Regions from separate parts of the Homo sapiens genome. Here region 2 is linked to region 1. The links are chromatin contacts, found by Hi-C or POLR2A ChIA-PET in ENCODE. All regions are on one chromosome and are shown on one strand. The core of a region is the stretch at or near the end of the contact, and the rest is flanking DNA. Distances in the headings are between cores, read along the strand shown. Region 1 holds the start of KLHL25 (kelch like family member 25). Region 2 holds the start of IDH2 (isocitrate dehydrogenase (NADP(+)) 2).

The links. Hi-C counts contacts between places; a loop is a spot of excess contacts on that map. ChIA-PET counts read pairs that join two places held with the same protein, here RNA polymerase II (POLR2A).
Region 2: a loop to region 1 is called in a map of CD8-positive, alpha-beta T cell, with 19 times the contacts of the local background. The contact joins the promoter of IDH2 here to the promoter of KLHL25 in region 1. A Hi-C loop is called at or near these places in 1 of 168 maps with a recorded cell type or tissue (CD8-positive, alpha-beta T cell). POLR2A ChIA-PET finds 5 or more read pairs at or near these places in 1 of 52 experiments (GM10248).

What each region holds. Positions count from the first base shown.
Region 1 is chr15:85,790,445-85,796,605 of GRCh38, reverse strand. KLHL25 (kelch like family member 25) reads left to right here and starts at 1,681. Exons shown (of 3, transcript NM_022480.4): 1 at 1,681-1,840. RefSeq lists silencers at 1,491-1,560, 1,711-2,010.
Region 2 is chr15:90,098,393-90,104,627 of GRCh38, reverse strand. It overlaps IDH2 (isocitrate dehydrogenase (NADP(+)) 2), which reads left to right and starts at 2,160. Exons shown (of 11, transcript NM_002168.4): 1 at 2,160-2,352. The coding sequence starts at 2,238. IDH2-DT (IDH2 divergent transcript) reads right to left here and starts at 2,496. Exons shown (of 3, transcript NR_149130.1): 1 at 2,250-2,496; 2 at 1,176-1,248. RefSeq lists silencers at 1,950-2,409, 2,730-2,799, 3,290-3,379, 3,440-3,489 and enhancers at 2,024-2,878, 2,879-3,734.

The DNA of each region.
Region 1 (6,161 bases), core at 432-2,931:
TTACAGAGTGCTGATTGGTCCGTTTTACAAACCTCTAGCTAGCCACAGAGTGCTGATTGGTGCATTTCTACAGAGCACTAATTGGTACATTTTACAAACCTCTAGCTAGATACAGAGCGCTGATTGGTGCATTTTACAATCCTCTTGTAAGACAGAAAAGTTCTCCAAGTCCCCACTGGACCCAGAAAGTCCAGCTGGCTTCACCTCTCACTACCTTTTCTCTTCAGAAGGCACCTTAACAGTGCACTTGGCAAGCTTCTTACCTCTGGCCAATATTGTTCATAAATATCAGAACCCTGGTGCCTTAGATGTCTGCAGATCTGGGCCAAATGGAAGCACAAATCTGTACTGAGCACTTACTACATGCCAGGCCTATTCCATATGTTATCTTAATCTTTCCCATACCCCTGCAAGAAAGGTTTTAGAATCCTCTTCACCAGTAAGAACCAGACACCAGAGAGTCTGAGCCATCTGCTTCAGTCCTACCCAGCTCTTGAGGGGCAGGGCGGGGCTTCAAACCCAGAACATCAAGCTGTTTCCCAAAAATGCCTTCCCTGGTGGTATCTTCTCATCATCTCCCAGTCTTTTAACCCTGGCATATCTGTCCTGTCTAAGCAGCTTTCTACCCAGGGGCTCTATTTCCCAGGTTCCACTAGTCACAATCCTATCCCCTCTCCCAAATCTTTGTACACTTTCTTAGACCTTCCTTGCACCTCCCACCTCCACCTCCGTCAGGGTGACCTCTGCTTCCTGGGAATTTCCCCGCCCCAGGCTTGGCTCTTTCGTTCTTATCACTTTCTATGCTTTACCTTTTGTATCCTTAAGCAACCTACTTGAATTATCGATTTTCATTGGGAGGGAGAAAAGAGAGGACATTTATTGCGCACTCATTTGTCTGGGAATTTGTCTCCTTTAATCCCCCAAATAATCCGATGAGGAGTTTTTATCTGCCGCTTTACGGATGAGATTGGACACACACAGTAAGCTGAAGTAGTAGTCAGGAGGGAAAAGGACGAAGAATCACAAACCGTTCTCCCCCTCCAAGATGAGTGCATGGTGTGGGCGTCCAGGAAACGTTCCTGGAAGAAATTATTGGATGGATGGATGAATGAATGAATGAACGAACATTTAAAGGCTGGCTTACGAAAGGAGTTTAGTGAGAAATGACACAGAGAGGAGAGCTGAAATACTCCAAAAAATACAGATTTCAAGTACAGGTGGGGTTTGGAGGCTGCAGAAAGTCCCAAACATTCAAACAAGCCCAGAGTGAAAGACAGGGTTTCATTAACACTCGGGCAACTACTAGTGTGGCTCTGAAGAGTCTAAAGAGATCTACAACACTTGTGACCCGAACACAAAAGAGGCATATGCAATCTACAGTGCTCCCTCTGGAAAGCTCTAGAACACCGTCGCGTTTTGTTCCCAAACTTGGGCGGCGGGGTTGGGCAGGCGCCTGTCTCTTTAAGAATCTGGTCGAAGTCCTTTTCCTCGCCCCGCCCCGCCCCCGGTCCCCCCCCCTCCCCGCCCCCGGCCCCCCACCCCCCGGTGCCGGCGCGGCCTGGGGCCCACCCCCTTCTTTTCTGCGGCTGCACTGAAGGGTTCGGCTGCCCATCCGTCACAGAGGCGATGCCTCTGATTGGCTGCTGCTCTTCGGGCCGGGAGGCGGGGCGGGAAGGCCGGAGAAACTAGTTTGTTGGCGGCGCCTAGGCTGTATCGCAGCGAGAGCGTTTTTGCCTGTGGAGAGCCGGCCGACGGGAGCCGCGGCGGAGCCTGTTGAGCTCGCGCGGGCTGCCGGGAGTGGTCTCTGAGGCGGCGGCGGCGGCGGGGATCGTCTCCGGCAGTGAGTATCCAGGCCGGGCGGGGACGCCGTGCTCTGGCCGCAGCACCCGCGCCCCCGCTCCCTGCGCTGGGGACTCACCACCCCGGGCCGGGCCGGGACCAAGCGCTCGGAGCCCCCGCGGGACTACGTGTCCCGGGAGGGGGCCCCGCGGCTGGGGCCGGGGCCCTGGGACAATGGTGGGGAGCGGCGGCCGGCCGGCACCCCGCGGCTCCGCGAGGGAATTCGCCGAGAGCTCTGCGCGAGGGAATGAATTGTTTGGCAAATGGATGTTGCGCGCGGGAGCCGCTACTCTTTCCCCAGGGAGTGGTTGATTCATTGAGTCCGCAGACTCTTTTTTTTAAAAAATTACTATTGATCCTGGAAAGAGAGACTGCTTGTCTTTGAGGACGCGAGCGGCGATGCCCCGCGCCTTGGACGCCCAGGCCGGATGGCTGCCTGCCTGGCGCAGAGCGAGGGCCCGGGGTTCACAAGGGGAGGGTTTGCGCGGGCCTGGCCGCGGAGCCCCGAGCCGTTCACGTTCCGCCTGCCAGGGTCCCTCGTTTCGGTTTGCAGAACTGTCCAGCGGCAGAGAAAGGTCGCACTCAAAGGCACACCCACCTGTCCACCTGGGTGGCGGCCAGACTGGCAGGTCCAGAGCAAGCCCTCTAGCCTGACTCTAATTACCACACTTGCCCTGGCTCCGAGACACACCGCGCGATGTTACGCCCCCACTCCCCCTGTCTCTTTCGTAGTTGCTTTAGAAGCTTTTCTCTTGGGGGATTGTGCCCGGGAGATACCAGATACTTTTTTTGTGTTGCTGCTCTAAGCCCCCAAAGTGCATTCCCATTGTCTTTGAACAAAGAAACATCTCTCTAGAGGCCTGACCCAACGAACTGTGGGTGAGGGGGCGGACCCAGGCCCCTGCAGATTTAATCTGGACGCTCTTGGGTCCTGCTGGATCCCGGTGAATTTGACCTTGGGGAAGGCGGGCTGGACTTTGACTCTCCTCGGTAGTCAGGGCAGAGAATGCCAGGTGTCTGGACCATTTGGTTCCACTCTATCGGCCCAATAGAGAGAGGAAGGGAAGGAAGTTAGCAGTAGCACCAGGAGAGGAGGCAGGATTCCACGGTCTGTATCCTGGACCAGATTCCAGTGACCGTTATGGGGCCAAGCCCTCTGGGACCCTGGGTCCCAGTCTCCCCATTCATAGGAGGAACTGATGCTCAGTGTGCTGATCTGAGCTGTGAGGATTCCTGGCATGTTGGTGAAGGCTTGCGTGGGGGTCTGGGGAAGAGTAGGACACAAAGTCTACCCCACCTCAGGGTCCATTTGGTGTCCCAAGACCGGAGGCTCTTGGGTCCACAAGCTGTGCCTGTGAAGGTTGACGTAGTCAGTCTTTTTCCGGCCTGGCAGCTATTTCAGTTTTGAGTCATTTGTCAGGCAGTGACTCCAGGGTGGTTGATAAAAGGGAGGTAGAAATGGAAGACACCTTCATCCTGGGGTCTTGGGCTGCAGTTGGATTTATGTATGTGGTGCGGAGAGAAGAGCTATAGGCAAATTGCATGCTCCACATCGGAAGCAGGTTCTGCAGCCCGATGCCCCTTAATAGCGTTTTAAATCTGCGGGCACCCCGTGTGGGCAGAAGAGAGCAGGAAGAAAAGAGAACAATTACCCAGTGAAAGCAAGCTTGGTTCGTCCCGTCTATCACTTGGGCGGGGGCGGGGGGAAGGGTAGGATGAGTGAGAGTGTTATTTAGTGGGTGGTTTGTGACTGATTGATTGATTGATTCATTGTTTGAACAGACTTGATTGGGCACCTGCTGTGTGCCAGGCCCTGAGTTAGGTGCTGGAGACTCTTCCTTTAGTGAGCACCTAGATGAGGGAGTGCTGGCACATGGATTAGGGGCCCTGACACATCGTAGTGATAGAGGCAGCAAGAGGAGAGAAGGAGACACAGGTGGGCAAGGCTTCCTGGGGAGAGGATGCCTTGACTAAGATGAGAAAGGCATGTCATCGCCCAGATTCGAGGTGTAGGGCAGCCACCTTTGTCCTGTCGCTCACCCACACTTCTCCCAGAGGCCCAATTCATTGCCAGCCTCAAGATAGGCACAGGTTGAGGCCATGGAGAATGCAAGTGGGAGGTGGTAGAAGGTTTGCTCTCGTCCGTAGTGTCTGGCCGCACAGTCAGCAGTCCAGCGCATTTGTAGGAAGCTGGATGGCTTCTGGATGCAGCCTCTCTTCTCTGGGGGTCCTGGGAGAACCTACCCCCTGGTCCCAAAGACCAGCCCATTGTCTGAGCCCCTAGTCCCTCTGTACCACCAGGCAGTGTAGGCATAGCCTGGCCAGTGTGGGCAGAGCTGGCACAAGAAAACAGAGTGGCCAGACACAAATGAATTGGTTGATTGAGATGCTGGTTTTCATCTAATGTGGTAAATTTCATAATTTAATTGCCTCAGCCAGCCAAGGCTGTTGAAGCATTTTCCTCACCAGGAAACACTTAGTTGGAACAAGCTGGGGGTAGAGGAGGGAGGTGCAGGGGAGGAGGGAGGAGGGAGAACTTAAGCATCCACAGCTTTCAGTCACAGCATCCCAACAGGACTTATCAATCAGCAGCTATCCCCAGCTGATGGAAGTCAGCCCAGCCCCTACAGTAGGTTCCAACCCCTTTCCTTGACCACCTCATTGCCATACCAACCTAAAGCTGTCAAAAGCTGACACCTGTCATCTTCAAGGCATAATCATCCCATACTGCCTCCAGGTCCTTCTGGGGCTGTTAGAAACTGGGGAAGGGGTGCTGTGGGATTAGGTGGGGAAGCGAAGGGGTTTGGGGATAGGAAGGGCTCCCTGTTAAGTCCTTTTAACCCAGGAGCAGTGGAAAGAGCATGGGCTTTGGCACCAGACTGGGGTTCAAATGCTGTGGGTCTGTGATCAAGTTCCTTAACCTCATTGAGCTTTGTTAGCTTTTTTCAGGGGTATGGTGAAGGTTAACCACCATACTATGCAGAATCCCCTAGAATGGGGTCTGGCACCAAGTGGGTGTCAGTCATGCCGGGCTCCCCTTTCCCTTTTTTGTTTTTGTTCCCTGGGTGCAGAATTGAGGTTGGGTGCTTGTTGCTCTGCAGCTGACTTGCAGCCCTCCCCTGAGTCCCCAGTCACCTCACCCCCGCCCCCTACCTCTCTTGCCACTCTTTCTTACTGCTAAACCTTTCCTGCTTTCCTTCCAAGCCCTGTCCCAGCACCCTGTTGGATGATAAACGATAGATGTGTGTGGCTTATTAACCTTTTTTTCTTTTGAGAAGGAGTCTCGCTCTGTCGCCCAGGCTGGAGTGCAATGGCGCCATCTTGGTTCACTGCAACTTCTGCCTCCTGGATTCAAGTGATTCTCCCGCCTCAGCCTCCTGAGTAGCTGGGATTACAGGCACACACCACCATGCCTGGCTAATTTTTGTATTTTTGTAGAGACGGGGTTTCTCCATGTTGTCCAGGCTGGTCTTGAACTCCTGATCTCAGGTGATCCACCCGCCTCAGCCTCCTAAAGTGCTGGGATTACAGGCATGAGCCACTGTGCCTGGCATTTTTCTTTTTTTTTTTTTGAGACTGAGTCTTACCTTGTAGCCCAGGCTGGAGTGCAGTGGTGTGATCTCAGCTCACTGCAATCTCCACCTCTCAAGTCAACCAGTTGTCTGCCTCAGCTTCCCCAGTAGCTGGGATTACAGGCACCCGCCACCATGCTCGGCTTTTTGTATTTTTAGTAGAGACAGGGTTTCACCATGTTGGCCAGGCTGGTCTTGAACTCCTGACCTCGTGATCCACCTGCCTTGGCATCCCAAAGTGCTGGGATTACAGGTGTGAGCCACCGCACCTGGCCTTTTTTTTTTTTTTTTAAATGGCAGCTCTGTGGTCTCAGAAATCAATTTCATTGAGAAATTGCACCATATTTTCTGCAAATACATAAAAATCTTCCTGGTCATACTTTTCTCCCACAGTGGTCTCCTGTTCCCTGAGTTGGGTACAGAGTCTGTATGAGGCTCACCTGGGCCACTTCTTGTTTCAGCGTGACCAAGGCCCGAGGCCAACTCCGTCTCTTCACCATCCCATAGCTAGAGCCCTCAGACCTGGAACCTGTTGGCAGAAAGAGCACTTGAGTCAGAGTAGGGGAGTCGTGCTTGGCCCCAGCTTGCCTGTGTGACTACATGCAGGTTCCCTTACCCCTGTGAGCCTCAATTTGCTCTCCTGTATAATACTTCTATTAAATGTTTTGCTATAAAATTTCAAAAGTTCTTGCAAGCTCTGGTGTTCAGCAGTTTTATAAGGCTCGAGTTACTTGCTTAGCCTTTCTGGTC
Region 2 (6,235 bases), core at 911-3,410, 4.3 Mb before region 1:
AGGCCTCTGAGATATGAGTCCAACATGCAGAGAAAGGGGCAAGTCCTTGGTGGGGGGAGGGGGACAGCAATTTCATTACCGCCATTTCAGAGGTGGCAGTATGGGTGGCTGACATACGTAAGTCTGATTGTTTGGACCAGAAGGATCTTCAGGGGTCCAGTCTTCCAGTTTACAGGTGTGGACATTGAGATCCAGGCACCTGATAATACCAGGTTGGCAGGAAAGTCAAATGCCAGAGGCTTCCATGGTCTCTACTTGTGTTTGGAGCAACAGAATTCTGAACAGAGTCAAAGGGATAAGGGGTCTTTCTGGCACAAGCTGGCCCAAGACCAGGCCTTTGACAGAGGCCTCAGACTCTGGGGGGCCCAAAAGCAGCCCTCCCTTGGGCTCAGCCTTCTGGATCCCATGGCCAGAGTAGTAGTTCTGCCGGCTAGGACTTGGTGAGGGGAGCTTTGAAGTCACTAGTTGAAGGTCACCTTCCTGGTCCAGCTCCACCTGGCAATGTTGACTGTGAGGTAGTGGAGGGGAGGGCTGAGAACACAGAAGAGAAAGGTTGCTCCTATTTGGAGTGAATTAGCGTGACTGGGAAAGCAGAGAAGGGAAAGAGGTCAGGTTTTTCCAAATAAAACCCAGCCCTCAGCTGGTGTCTTAGTTTAAGAAAACAGATGAAGAGAGAAACTTTGTTTGTGGCAGAATCAATTACAACTGTCTTTTGTGGCCAGGTGCAGTGGCTCACACCTGTAATCCCAGTGCTTTGCGAGGCCGAGGCGGGAGGATCATTTAAGCTTAGGAGCTGGAGACCAGCCTGGGCAACATAGTGAGATCCCCCCATCTCTATTTTTAATTAAAACAAACAAACAAACCCATCTTTTATATGCAAACAGGCAAAAATGGAACTGTTTCTACTGTGGCTGTTTGACTACTCTAGGGTCTCAGAAAACAACACCCCAAAATGCAGGCCTCAGGAGCAGCTCTCTCTGACCCTCTCCCTCCCTCCTGTCTTTGGCCCCTCACTCTCCTCCGAGGCCAGCCATAGAAACTGGAATCCTTCTTCCTCAAGGCAGGTCATAGAAACCAGAGCCCTTCTCCCCCAAAGCCAGACATCGAACCCAAAAATATTACTCTTTCTCCCACACATTTCTGGGTAAAAACTGGCCATAAATTATCTGACCTACCTTGTTTGCTTGCAGGTCCTAAGACCCCTCCATCCCAGAGAGAGTCCTGCCCCGTACTCAGAAGGAAGGAATGCTGCAGAGAAAGGTCAAGAAGAATCTACACGGACAGGACTTGCTGGGTTTCCCCACTCAGGTTATTGGCCTTCTGGTCCAATCATATTTCTTTTTTCGTGGTTTTTTTTTTTTTTTTTTGAGACGGAGTCTCACTCTGTTGCCCAGGCTGGAGTGCAGTGGCATGATCTCAGCTCACTGCAATCTCTGCCTCTCAGGTTCAAGTGATTCTCCCGCCTCAGCCTCCTGAGTAGCTGGGATTACAGGCGCGCGCCACCATGCCCGATCAATTTTTGTATTTTTAGTAGAGACAGGGGTTTCATTATGTTAGCCAGCCTGGTCTCGAACTCCTGACTTCAAGTGATCCGCCTGCCTCGACCTCCCAAAAGTTCTAGGATTACAGACGTGAGCCACCGCGCCCGGCCCAAAGTGAGATTTCAACTCTCTCTACACCAGCTGGACCTGACAGCGGACTCGCGGAGGCGCAGACGCCGCCGGCGGTCTTAGCTCAAGAATGAAGCAGCCGCACTGGGCTAATGCGCCTTTGGGTTCAGCCCGGCAGGCGAGGGAAGCAAGAGTTCGCTCAGATTGGCTTTTGGGTTTAAGCTAAAGCGTCAGAAACTGACATCCAGGTTTACATGGGGCATCCTGGAGAGGGTCAGCCTCGCAAGCGGCTCTGCTAATCCCCCAGCCCTGATCCCGCTCGCGGGTCCCGGTGGGTCTCACGCCTGTAGCTCCTGCGGAGCTGGGCTTTCAGCGGCGCCCAGAGAAGCACCAGCCGGGCCTGGCCGCCGGGTCCCGGCTCCCGCGGGACGCTGGAGGCGTCGGCGGCCCTGGCCCCGCCTCCTCCCCGGCAAGGCCCAATGGGGCGGCAGGCCCGGCAGCCCCGCCCCGGTGGTGCCCGCGCGGCCAGCGCCCGCCAGGCCCAGCGTTAGCCCGCGGCCAGGCAGCCGGGAGGAGCGGCGCGCGCTCGGACCTCTCCCGCCCTGCTCGTTCGCTCTCCAGCTTGGGATGGCCGGCTACCTGCGGGTCGTGCGCTCGCTCTGCAGAGCCTCAGGCTCGCGGCCGGCCTGGGCGCCGGCGGCCCTGACAGCCCCCACCTCGCAAGAGCAGCCGCGGCGCCACTGTGAGTGCCGCGCGGAGGGTCCAGGCAGGCGCGCGCCCCCAGCTGCGACGTGGCGGCTTCCCAGGCTGGGGCCGGGAAGCACGTCCCGCCAGCCCGCAGCCCGGGGACGGCGGGGTCAGGCGCACAAAGGGCCGCGGGGCAGCTTCGCTCCGCGCTCCCCCGCCCGGCGCTTCCCGGCCGTGCCAGGCGCTGGGGTGGGGACTTGAGGGACGGTGGCAACTGGTGGCCCGGGCGACGGCCAGCTCTGCGCGGGCGGGGGCTCGGGGCTGCCGCGCGCCCCTAGGTATTTCGGGAGGGGGTCCTGAGAGTGTCCCGGACCCGAAGGGTGGCCTGCCCGCCCTGCGCCCCTGGAACGAGACGAGCACCCGTGGGGGGCTGGAGCACCCCGCGCGCTCCCCTGGCGAGAGGGAGGGTCGTGGCTCGGCCCCTGCTCAGACAAAGGCTGGGAGGCGGGAGACATGCACTTCCCCTTCCTTTTCAGCCAGGCGCGCGCTGATACCAGGCCCACGTCAGCTATTTTTGGAGCCTTTTACACGACAGCTGGAGGAGCGTCCTTTTTAATTTTCCCCTTTTGTTTGGCCGCCCCCACCCCCACCCCTTCGCCTTCATCGCTGCACTTGAGGCTCCATCCTGGGGCCTCTCCTTGACTTGACCTGCCTTGGCAGGCACATGCCCTCCCTGCCTGGCTCACTCGCCGCAGAGACCTGGCAGCCCGCGCAAAATGTCACTTTGCGGAATCGTTCCCACGGCTTCTGGGTACCCTTAGTTCCCTGCTTAGGAGGGAAGACAGTAGTCGGGTCGTAATAAGCAAGACTTAGCCCGAGCCTCCGTTGCCAACGCAGGCTGCCTTGCTTGGCGTGTGGGCATCGGCCTGCCCCCTCACCCTGGCTACCCAACACAGCTACAAAAGGCAGGGAACAATGTAGGTCCCTTGGCCCTGCCTAATGCCTGTTGCCATGGAAACCCCTATCCTAATCTGGCCAGGAGCCCCTTGCAGTGAGCCAGGAGAGTGAGGAAGAGGGGATGGGGCCCGCTGGCCCTGACCTGGCCAGAGGAGGTAATGGTTAACCGGATTGTGGGAGCAGCTGACTAGAGCCGGGGGGGTAGGGAGGCTTGGGCCCCAGTCCTACCTTCCCTGCCAAGGAGAAAGGGGCATGTCTGCTTTTGTACCTCTGGGAATCTACCTCAGGGATCTGCCCAACAACTCCCAGGTTCCAAGTGCCCCAGGACCCAAAGATTCCCATATAGCACACCACCTTCAGCAAAAATATGGTGGAAGTTAGCCACATTCTTTAATTCTCCCTTTTTTTCTGCCTTGATGGTAAAAAAAAAAAAAAGAAACAAACAACCCGAAAAACACACACAAACAGGAACACAAAGCGCCTTTTAAGGGTCCTGAATTTGGATACAGAAAAAGCAGTCAGTTGCAGGCCCTTCTAGAAGTCCCCATGTGGGTTGGTTATGAATGGGGAAATTGCTTGGTGTTGGAGTTGGACATCAGACTCTACAGTTGCGACTCTGCCAGCTTGTTACCTGGCAACGCAGCTGGAGACAGAATACTTGGCATTCCCCTTGATGACAAGGAAAGAATATTTTGGGGCTAAAAGAGCCCCGTGTCTTTGCTGCCTGGTAATTCCTGCACGCATCTTTTCCTATTTTGCAACGCCATAGGCTTCCAGCGACTGCTGGTGATGTTTCTGGTAAGTTAGAGCTTGGGGCAGTGCGGACCAGTTCTGTGAACGGCTCAGTGGCAGAATTACTTATCTAGCCTTCCTTCACTCCTAACCCAGAAACTTCTTAATTCTTGCCCCTTAAGTGTGCAGATCTTTCTGCCACGTCAGATAAGGCCCTAGCTGCCCTGCCAGAGCTGATTGGGGTGGTTGTGTTTAGGCCTAGTAGGTACTGAGGAAAAGCCTCTTTGGAATGGCTGAGGCCTGCTCCCACATCTTCTGTGTGAAGTTGAGGGCCCTTGGGCTGGTTCCATTCAGGGTATGAGGTGCTGGAAACTGCTCTCAGATTACTGGAAGCCAGGGTCTGTGGCCTTCCCTGGGGTTTATACTCTGTAAACCCATGTTAAAAATACCAGCAGATTGCAAATATTAGTACACTGTAGGTTGTAAGCTTCTTCAGGGCATGGGGCCTATTGCTGGAGAGAGATGCCACCCGTGTACATCTGGTGCAGGCTGCTGGTAAGAACTCACTGGCCCCTGTGTGGCAATGCATACCAGATGGGTGAGAGGGGAGGAAACACATTCAGTGAAACAGAAGGTGAGGGCAGGGCAGCCCTGACCACAGATGGAGTTGACTTCAACTTGACCTTTATTTATGTCTTTGACAAAAGTAGTATACTCCTACTTTGTGCCAGACACCATGCCGGGTGCTGGGGATAGAGCTGGGAATAAAACCAGCAGAGACTCTTTCAAAACCCTTAGGAGCTCAAATTCTGATGTGGGAGGGGGCAGACAGTAAGCAAGATAGATGTTGACTAGTATGATATATGGGTACAAGAGCTAAGGAAGGCCAGGCACTGTGGCTTACACCTGTAATCCCAGAATTTTGGGGGGCTGAGGTGGGAGGATTGCTTGAGGCTGGGAGCTCCAGACCAGCCTGGGCAATATAGTGAGACCCCATCTCTACAAAAATAAAAAATAAAATTAGCCAGGCACGATGGTGCATGTCTGTGGTCTTAGCTACTCAGGAGGATCATTTGAGCCCAGGAGGTCAAGGCTGCAGTGAGGTACAATTGTGCCACTGCACTCTAGCCTGGGTGACAAAGCAAGACCCTGCCTCCCCCTTCTCCCCCCAAAAAGAGAAGAGCTAAGGAGAAACAGGCAAGAAAGGTGTGTGCACAAAAGTTTGTATAGGGCAGCCAGAAAAGTCCTCACTGAAGGAATCGCTGAGGAGGGGAGGAAGCAGGCCATTTTCGGTATTGGGGGAAGAGGGACTCGCAGGTGCCAAGGGCATGATGGAAGAGCAGAGAGGATGGTGCGAAGGCTGGCTCAGCAGGCACCAGGTGGAGTGACAGGATGAGGTTCGGCAGTGGGGTCTGTAGAGGGCTCACAGGCCATTTTTGAGAGCTTTCGCTTTTACTTTGCAGGGTTTTGAGAGGAGTATCGTTACCTGATTTCCATCTTATCGGGAGCATTCTAGCTTCAGGGACCTGGCAAGAGAGGATGATGGCTTGGACCTGGGTGGTGGCGCTGGGGATGGTGAAGAAGTGGTTGGATTCTGGATATATTTTGAAGGAGGAGCCAGTAGTGGGGAAAGGTTCCAATTCAGGCGATTTTACATAAAAATCTAGATACGCAGCAGGCACTCACTTATGGCAAGGGTGGGCTTGTCTGAGGGTGGCTTCTGGTTTTGGTGGTTTGGATGTGAGAGAAGGGAAGGAATGAAGGATGACACCAAGGAGTCTACTAGAGTTTGTTCCAAAATGGCTGTTCTGGCCGCGTGCGGTGGCTCCCAGGACTTTGGGAGGCCGAAGCAGGCGGATCAGTTGGGGCCAGGAGTTCGAGACCTGCCTGGCCACCATGGTGAAACCCGGTCTCTACTAAAAATACAAAAATTAGCTGGGTGTGGTGGCAGGCGCCTGTAGTCCCAGCTACTCAGGGGCTGAGGCAGGAGAATTGCCTGAACCCAGGAGGTGGAGCTTGCAGTGAGCCGAGATCACGCCACTGCCCTCCAGTGTAGGCGACAGAGTGAGACTCTGTCTCAATACATACATACATACATACATACATACATGCATGCATACATACATACATACATACATAAAATATACAAAGTTGCTGTCCTGCCTTCTTGAGCCCCCAGGAATTGGAACCTTTCCCCACTCTCTGATCTTTTGCTGGGACATGCTGACTGAGCAGCCTTTCTGCTGAGA